Linked DNA regions of Homo sapiens: region 1 is linked to region 2. Evidence: chromatin contacts called from ENCODE Hi-C or POLR2A ChIA-PET data. All regions are on one chromosome and are shown on one strand. The core of a region is the stretch at or near the end of the contact, and the rest is flanking DNA. Distances in the headings are between cores, read along the strand shown. Region 1 holds the start of EVA1B (eva-1 homolog B). Region 2 holds the start of ADPRS (ADP-ribosylserine hydrolase).

Evidence for each region. Hi-C counts contacts between places; a loop is a spot of excess contacts on that map. ChIA-PET counts read pairs that join two places held with the same protein, here RNA polymerase II (POLR2A). Pooled maps may share reads with other maps.
Region 1: a pooled map shows a loop between it and region 2 (2.8-fold over the local background). The contact joins the promoter of EVA1B here to the promoter of ADPRS in region 2. A Hi-C loop is called at or near these places in 3 of 50 pooled maps. POLR2A ChIA-PET finds 5 or more read pairs at or near these places in 2 of 52 experiments (CD8-positive, alpha-beta memory T cell and H1).

What each region holds. Positions count from the first base shown.
Region 1 is chr1:36,322,129-36,326,420 of GRCh38, reverse strand. It overlaps EVA1B (eva-1 homolog B), which reads left to right and starts at 2,776. Exons shown (of 3, transcript NM_001304762.2): 1 at 2,776-2,962; 2 at 3,354-3,450; 3 at 3,696-4,292. The coding sequence starts at 3,384. The coding sequence ends at 4,126. It also overlaps a transcript of SH3D21 not described here. RefSeq lists silencers at 2,509-2,738, 2,829-3,188, 3,249-3,298, 3,389-3,578 and an enhancer at 2,623-3,507.
Region 2 is chr1:36,087,102-36,091,810 of GRCh38, reverse strand. It overlaps ADPRS (ADP-ribosylserine hydrolase), which reads right to left and starts at 2,919. Exons shown (of 6, transcript NM_017825.3): 1 at 2,696-2,919; 2 at 471-567; 3 at 1-193. The coding sequence starts at 2,906. TEKT2 (tektin 2) reads right to left here. Exons shown (of 10, transcript NM_014466.3): 7 at 4,500-4,607; 8 at 4,229-4,372; 9 at 4,004-4,083; 10 at 3,536-3,838. The coding sequence ends at 3,625. RefSeq lists enhancers at 2,246-2,830, 2,831-3,416 and silencers at 2,472-2,901, 3,012-3,101.

The sequences.
Region 1 (4,292 bases), core at 1,527-4,026, 230 kb before region 2:
CATCTCTACTAAAAATACAAAATTAGCAGGGTGTGGTTGTGCATGCCTGTAATCCCAGCTACTCGGGAGGCTGAGGCAGGAGAATCACTCGAATCCGGGAGACAGAGGTTGCAGTGAGCAGAGATCGCGCCTTTGTACTCCAGCCTGGGCAACAAGAGTGAAACTCCGTCTCAAAAAAAAAAAAAAGAAAGAAAGAAAGAAAAAGCTCATCAACAAGGCCATCGAGTCCCTGCACGGGCAGCCCCTGCCACTCTCCCCTGCACCCACACACCATCTGCGTGGCTTTCTTCCCTTGGAGGGAGGTATCCCAAGCATGTTCTTACTCCTGCCCAGACACTCTCCCCAGATCCTGGCACAGCTGCCTCCTCCTTAGGATTCAGGTCTCACTGTGGATGTCCCTGTGAGAGCCACTCCCAGGTGTTGTCCATCGCATTACCCTATCCTGTCATGCCCCCCAGCACTTAGAAGCATCTGAGATTATCTTCTATTGTTTCTCCAATTTAGTGTCAGCTCCATGAGGGCAAGGATTTGTGTCTGTTCTGTTTATTGTTAAATCCCCATTAAAACTATTCCTCAGGGCTGGGCGCGGTGGCTCACGCCCGTAATCCCTGCACTTTGGGAGGTCAAGGCAGGTGGATCACGAGGTCAGCAGATCGAGACCATCCTGGCTAACATGGTGAAACCCGGTCTCTACTAAAAATACAAAAAATTAGCCAGGCGTGGTGGCAGGCGCCTGTAGTCCCAGCTACTTGGGAAGCTGAGGCAGGAGAATGGCATGAACCTGGGAGGCAGAGCTTGCAGTGAGCCGAGATCGCGCCACTGCACTCCAGCCTGGGTGACAGAGCGAGACTCCGTCTCAAAAACAAAAACAAACAACAAAAAAAAAACTGTCCCTCAGTATTCTCAGGGGATTGGCTCCATGACCTCCCTCCCATAGACACCAAAATCCAAGGATCCTCAAGTCCTTGATGTAAAATAAATTGGTTCAGTATTTGCATTTAACCTATACACATCCTCCTGTATACTTTAAATCATCTCTTGATTACTTATAATATCTAATATAATGTAACCGCTATGAAAATACACTATTGGCCGGCATGATGGCTCACACTTGTAATCCCAGCACTTTGGGAGGCTGAGGTGGGTGGATCACTTGAGCCCAGGAGTTCAAGACCAGCCTGGGCAACATGGCAAAACCCCATCTCTACAAAAATTAGCCAGGCATGGTGGTGCACGCCTGTGGTCCCTCCCAGCTACTTGGGAGAATGAGATGGGAGGCTCACTTGAGCCCAGGAGGTAAAGGTTGTGAATGAGCTGAGATAGCACCTCTGTACTCCAGCCTGGGTGACAGAGTGAGACCCTGTCTCAAAGAAAAAAAATTAAATATATCTATTGTTTAGGAAATAATGATAAGAAAAAAAGTCTGTACATGTTCAGCACAGATGCAATTTTGGTTTTGAATATTTTTGATGCAAAGTTGGTTAAACCCACAGATGCTGTGGACTAGACTAGGAAGTGCTAGGCATACACAGTATTTGTTGACTAGTGGCTGCACAGATTTATATACAGACATACCCGCCCCCACAACAATACTCAAATACATCACATTAATAGACAAATATACAGATGTGGGCAAAAATACCTGCCCGCACATTCACAGAACACACTAAACAGTCACAAAGACACCCAGGAGTCCCTTTTCCATCCCCATAGGAGTCAGTCCTAGTCCTCCCCCATCTAGATCTGCCCTCTACTTGAACCCAGTCTCGGGACTGGGGGAGTAGGGGTCTGCAGCCCGGACAGGGAGAGGGTCGCTGGCCCACAGGCCTCAGGCAGCGCCTTCAGCTATGTCTGCAATTTCCTCTCCCCCTTTCCTCCTCCTCTCTAAGGCTCCCGCCAAGGCGGCCTCCCCCTCATTCTAGCTCCAGCAAGGGAGGGGAGGTCCATGATGGGGGGGCCCCGTGGAGACAGGGCAGAAGGAAGCCCCCCGCCACACACACTGATCACACACCACATTGCATGCACAAGCCCAGGTGGGAAATGCGTGTGTGAGCACAGGCAGGTTTAGCCTTGGGGTGGGGGACGGGATGGGGTGGGATCTGCCACAAGCCGCCACAAGCTGCTTGGTGCACAAGAGCGCAGGAGCTCGCAGGCACAGAGGCCCCACGCTGGGGTCTGCGAGACTGCTGGCCGGGCCCTGGCTCAAAGCTGGAGTCCAACAATCATTAACCCTGCGTGACTAGACCAGAGCTCGGCCAGGGGACACATTCAAGCCTGGGCCCTGGAAGGAGGGGTGGACAGTCCCCTCCCTTCCAGTCCAGCATGGGTCTGGGGAAGAGAAGCAGCTTTGCCTGGAAGGGGCCTCCTAGGAGGGGGAGCGGTGGTTTCTAGCTCAGGCTTTAGGATCAGAGAGCAGCAGATTCAAATCCTGACGGTTTTGGTAAAGTCAATTCAATCTCTCCAAGACTCCGTTTATTTGATCTGCGAAGTGGGGATAATGGTATCACGTCGCAGGGTTGTCAGGCGGAGTAAGTGAAAGAACCTGTCCAAGGTTTAGCCCTTGGCCCGCACGCAGGCAGAGCTCCAGCCTCTCTGTTGTTGCTGTTAGTGGCCTGGGGGCGGGTCCCTGCCGCGGCCTCCCCGGCGGTTTCCTGTGGGGGACGGACGGCCCGCGGGCCGGGCTCTCCCTCCTCCCGGCTGCCCGCTCCTCTCCCCTTCCTCTCCCAGCCCTTTTCCTCCCCGCCTCCCCGCCCGCCCCGCCCCGCCCCGTCCCTCCTCTTTCCTCGGAGGAAACTTTCCGCCGGCTGGTCCCTCGGTCCGTGTCCCGCCCGTGCTGCCGCGGCCTGGGAGCCCAGCGGGGCCGGAGGGGCGGCGGGACCCGAGCGGGCGGGGGCGGCCGGACCCAGTGTATGCGGCCGCGGGACGCGCTGGGGCCGGGCAGCCGGGAAGCGGGGCGCTGACGGTGAGTGGGCCTGGCCCCGGGCCGGTGGGTCCCCGCGGGGCGGCCGGGCGAGGAGAGAGGCAGCTTCCCTTCCCGGAGCCCGCCTGGGGCGTGGAGGCTCAGCGTCCCTATCCTCCATCCCGCCCCGGGACGGCGGAACCGGGCCTCAGCTGGGGACCTCACCAGGGGGCGGGGCCTCCCGCGGTCCCCGGCGCTGCTCCCAGGACTGGAGGGGCGTCCGCGCCCGGGAGAGGGGTTCCCCCCGACAGGGCCCCGGGCCGCCACGAAGTTAGGGAAGCGCTCTCTCCAGGGTGGAACCTGGGCCCGCGGCTCCCGGGAGAGGAGCTGCCCGCGGAAGGGGTCGGGGTGGGCTCCAGGCTGGGAGAAGGATCTGACTTTGCTGACCTCGCAGGCTGGTAGGGGAGCTGCCCCCCAGAGCAGCATGGATGCCCCGCGAAGGGACATGGAGTTGCTCAGCAACAGCCTGGCTGCCTACGCGCACATCCGCGGTGAGGGCGGGCGCCGGAAGACTGGGGGCCTGAACCCTTCCCTGACCACCATCCCCTTCCCTCCCCAGCGCCTTGTCCGTCCCCTCCGCCCCGCTCCCCGCCCTCTTGCCCGCTGGCGGTTCCCTAATGCCCTTCGAGTAGGGGTTACAGGCCTCGCCCCCACACCTAGAACCTGGGGTCTTTCGGAAGTGGGACAACCCCCACCCGTCCGGGCCTCTCCGTGACCCCCGCCCTGTGCCCCGCAGCCAACCCCGAGAGCTTCGGCCTCTACTTCGTGCTGGGCGTCTGCTTCGGCCTGCTGCTCACCCTCTGCCTGCTCGTCATCAGCATCTCGTGGGCGCCCCGCCCGCGGCCCCGGGGCCCGGCTCAGCGCCGGGACCCCCGCAGCAGCACCCTGGAGCCCGAGGACGACGACGAGGACGAGGAGGACACGGTGACTCGGCTGGGCCCCGACGACACGCTGCCGGGCCCCGAGCTGTCCGCAGAGCCGGACGGGCCCCTCAACGTCAACGTCTTCACGTCGGCGGAGGAGCTGGAGCGGGCGCAGCGGCTGGAGGAGCGCGAACGGATCCTGCGGGAGATCTGGCGCACCGGGCAGCCGGACCTGCTGGGCACAGGCACGCTGGGGCCCAGCCCCACGGCCACGGGCACCCTGGGCCGCATGCACTATTACTGATGGGCCCCGGCTCCCGCTGCAAGGCGCTCGGGGTACCGGACCTGCACATGAGCTCAGAGCTACCCCACACCTTCGGACTGCCTCGGCCCCCACAGCTCCCAGGTGCTACTGGGCGTGGACCGCCACCCCCTGAGAGGCTCCCTTCCCCAGTCCTGCCAGAAGACCC
Region 2 (4,709 bases), core at 1,670-4,169:
GACACTGCTATAGGCCAGGGAGATGCCAGCCACCCGCATGGCACCTCCATTGCCATAGGAGCCTTTCCCGTTAAACTGGGCCCGGGCAGGCTCAAAGACATCGCGACATTTGGGGTTCAGGAGCTTCTTGAAGACAGTGACTACTCCAGCACCATAGCCCCTGTCAGGGTCTTTCTTGTACTCCTGAGCAAATCTAGGGAACAGAAGGGGAGACAGAATTCAGATTTACAAGATGCCTCTAAGGGTTGGGAGAGAAGAAATCGAGGCTAGTTTGGAAAAAGAGAAAGCCTCGGGGGCCTAAGGAGCCTGCACCAGCAGTGCTGCTGTTTTAGCTTGGGAAGCTGTGCCAGCCTGACACAGGCTTCTGTGGAGGGTTGGGGGCGTGGACATGCACAAATGTCATTCCTCTGGTCAAGGGGTGCAATAACTTTCCCACCTGGTTTGCCTCAGCCCAGGACCATCCCCCTCACCTGTGAGCCATGTCCACCTCGTCAAAGGCCTCCTTGGCTAGCAGGGACTGCACCAGGGCCCTGGCCATGGCTGTGTCATCTGTGTAGTACAAGGCTTCTGTGGGGAGAGGAGGGAGGATGAGAGCCTCCTGCTCACCTTTGTTTTTTTTGTTGTTGTTTTTTGCTTTTTTTGGAGACAGAGTCTCGCTCTGTTGCCCAGACTGGAGTGCACTGGTGCAATCATGGCTCACTGCAGTCTTGAACTCCTGGGCTCAAGCTATCCTTCTGCCTCAGCCTCTCAAGTAGCTGGGACTATAGGCATGCATCATCACACCCAGCTACTTTTATTTTTTTGTAGAGACAGGGTCTCACTCTGTTGTCCAGACTGGTCTTGAATTCCTGGGCTCAAGCAATCCTCCTGCCTTGGCCTCCCAAAGAGCTGGGATTATAGGCCTGAGCCACTGTGCCTGGCCCTGCTCACCTTTTATTTTAGTTTATATTATTATTTTTTTGGTACAGGGTCTCACTCTGTTGCCTAAGCTGCAGTGCAGTGGTACGACCATGGCTCACTCCATCTCGACCTCCCAGGCTCAAGGAGCCTCTTGCCCCAGCCTCCCGAGTAGCTGGGACTACAGGTGCACACCACTGCGCCTGGCTTTTTTTTTTTTTTTTTTTTTTTTTTGTAGAGATGGAGTTTCATCCTGTTGCCAGGCTGGTCTCAAACTCTTGGGCTCAAGTGGACTCTCCCAAAGCGCTGGGATTACAGTTGTGGCTACGGCACCCAGCCTCTACTCATGTTTCAGAGTTACCACATCTAAAATGACCTCAAATCAGTTTCTCACTCCCATTCACTTTCGTGGGCCTGGGAAGCCTTAGGATCTCAGCAATGGGATTTTCAGCAATTCTTTATTCCAAGTCAGTCCTGCTGCTTTCTATTTTATGTATTTATTTATTATGAGCCTACATCATGGTTTGATCTTCTGATTTCTGAAAGAAAACTTCCATCCCCTTGTGGCTGCCATCCTTGCAGCTCCAGTCTTTTTGTTTTTGTTTTGTTTTTCTTTTTTATAGACAGGATCTTGCCATGTTGCCCAGGCTAGTCTCGAACTCCTGGACTTAAGCGATGATCCTTCCACCTCAGTCTCTGGAGTAGCTGGGATTATAGGTGTGCGCCACCATACCCAGATTGAAAATGATAGTTTCTGGATCCAGATCTCCTCCTACTTCACTTCTCTGGAGCACACCACCAGTGATCAGTGTCTTCATTTTGAAATTCTTTTCCTAGGTTTCGTTGATAGCCACTCCTGCTTCTCCTCCTATCAAACTGTTTCCTTCCCTAATCCCCTTCCCTCCCTCCCTCCCTCTTAATTACCGGTGTTCTCCAGGGTTCTGACCATGGCCCTTTCTTCTTACTATGCTACCTGCTCTCCAAGAAGATTCACCTCCTCTGCTTGACCTCACACCTGCTACCTGAGCCGGGATCTGAGCCCACAAGGGAAGGGAAGTTAGTTTTACAGGCGAGACAGCGCATGCAAACGCCTGGCCTAGAGGAATCATGGTGTGAGGAACCGAAGAGCAGAAAGCAAGGCCAAGGCTGGCGGAAAACGAAACTGCAGACGTGTGGGAGGGCCGGACCACGTCGGACACGTTAAGGAATGTGGCTCTGTACTAAGGGTAATGGGAAATCACAGCAGGGTTTTAGGCAGGGGAGGACGCGATTAGAGTCAGGCTTCCAAAGCACGCCTTGCGGGGTGGAGAACGGGCTGGTGGTATACTGACTCTAGAGAACCGGGAAAAAGAGGTCAAGTCGGCAAGGGTGGACAGACAGTCCCCGACTTAGGATGGTTCAACTTAAGTTTTTTTCGGCTTTCTGATAACGCTGATACGCATTCATAGGCTCCTCGACGTCCGATGGGGCTGCGTCCAGATAAAACGGTCGTCTAAGCTGAAAGCGCACTTTCCACTTCAGGTATTTTCAACTTACGATGGGTTTATCCACACCCTGCACGGTTGAGGCCCCGGTGCTGCCACGCCCCGAGCACGGGATGTTCGGGGCGAGACGTCTATAAGGCCGGAGATCGCACTGGCACTCGCTGAGCTCAAGCTGTCTGCGGGTCATCCGGCTCTGGCCCCGGTGCCCTCGGCAGCCTCATCCCCGCGCACCCCCGACCCGTCGCCCCCGGAGGCTCCGCGCCCCTTCGGCCTCCCTCCCGCACGGCCTCTGACTTGCGCCCGGCCCCGCCCACCTGTCCGCTCACTCCCGGGCGTGCCGGGGTCCGGCTCCAGACTCTGGACATGACGCAGGACTGACGTCAGGTCGACGGTGTCGTGGGCCTCGTAGAAGGAGCCCACGCAGTCCCCGAGCAGCGCGCCAGCCAGGCAGCCTCGGAAGCGCGAGAGGGAGCGGGCCGCGCCAGCCCCTCCACCTGCCGCTGCCGCCATCGCCGCTGCGGCCATCCGCGCGCAGACTGCTCGCCACTTCCGGTGCCGCCCTCACAGTTTCCCTACTTCCGTCCGCAGCGCTCCCTGGGGCCTAGAGTTTCCACTCCGCCGCCAGGCCCACAGCGCCGCCCAGCGGCCCGGAGTCGCGGCGCCGCGCACTTCCCGCCAGCCTGTGCTTTGAGTCTCGGTTTTCCGCTCCTCACCACTGGGCTAACTGGGTGGGAAGGCCACTATGGGGTCTCCGGGGGATGGGCACTGAGCCAGACCATTGGATCACTGCAGCCCACACTGCCTTCCGCAGGCGAGCAACCCTAACTCCGCACCCCCAGCCGGCCCTCCCCACCGAGGCCGGGACCACCCCCAAGCCCTCCCACCGGGCCCTTGCCCCCTGTGGGCCTCCCTTAAGCATCAGGAGGGCGGACCAGGGGCCAACTGGGACACAGCCAGGTAGAGGCCGCGCTGCTGCAGCCCAGGAGTGCTGACCCAGCCCAGAGAGGGGTGCCCTGAGGGGAGGGAAAGAACTGGATTTGGTACATGGAGTTCGGAGGAATAGTGTTCCCCATCTTTGCTCCTCCATAGACAGGAGGGTGTTCAAGAACCCTCTCCCTGCTGGCTACATACAGTGGGGCAGAGAACAGCCGGCCTGAGATCCTCTGCATTTATTCCATTCATTTCTCTCCTCCCTCCTTCCATTGCCCACCCAACCCTGCCCTCCTCCTGCAGTCCTCCAAGGCTAGGCCAGCTCCAGCTGGCAGCTTTTGAGTGGACTCAGGGTGCTATTTGTGGTACGTGTGAAGGTGTCCACCTCAGGCACGAACCTCTCAGCAGGCACGGTCAGCTTGCGCCGTGTGTCCATGCACTTGGTGTCCAGCAGCATGGAGTTGGCCTTGCAGGCAATGTCAGCCTGCAGCCGGGCCAGGTGCTTGCACAGGGCGTCCAGTGCGTCCCTAGGGAAGGACATTGACAACCCCCCAGCCCCCATGAGGCTGGGAGGCCTGGGCTGCGTGCATAGCCTTCAGTCAGGAAGACAGCCCCAGGGAGCCAGCAGCCAGCAAGAGGCCCCATTTGTGGGCAGCGTCTCACTGCTCCTTCCGCCCACTCCCGAGACCTACTGTGCTTGCGCCAGCTTCTGCTTCAGGGCAGCGATGGTTGCCTCTAGCTGGTGAACCTCGTCGGTGAGGCCGTACTGTGCCTGGAGGCAGAGGGGTTGGGAGTTCCAAGTCAGCCACACTGTCCTTTACCTGAGTGCTGCCCCTTGACAGCAGTGCCCTTGCTCCATCAGGAATATGAGAAAACCTTGGCTAGGGGGCCCGTGCGCCACTGGGACACCCTCTCACCTGGTCCCGGCAGAGTTCCACGTTGGGCCGGTAGGTTCTGGCCTCTAGCCGGGTATGGGACAGCTTCAGGCTCAGGAGCTTTGTGCGCAGATCCTCCTCCAGGTGCCGGATGTCCTCCTGCAGCTCAGCGATCTCCTCCAAGGTCTGCAGGGGACAGAGTGACTGGTTTCCACCTGCTGGACTCACGTGCATGCCTGGTCCAGTGCCTCCTGGCGGGGGCATGCGGCTTCTCATCCCACAGCAGGAAGTCCAGGCCCCTGGAGATGCTCACATTCTTCTCTTGCCACTTGAGCTCACTGTACACTTTCTCCATCTCCCGCAGCCGCTTCCTGAAGGCAAATTCCGTTGCAACTCTCTGGGCTTCAAGCTCGTTGTTGGTCTGAAGGAGAAAACACAGGGCAAGGGGAGGGTCTACACTCAGGGCTGCCTGAGGATATTACTCAAGCGAGGGGCAGGGGGCCACATGCACAGCAGGGAACAG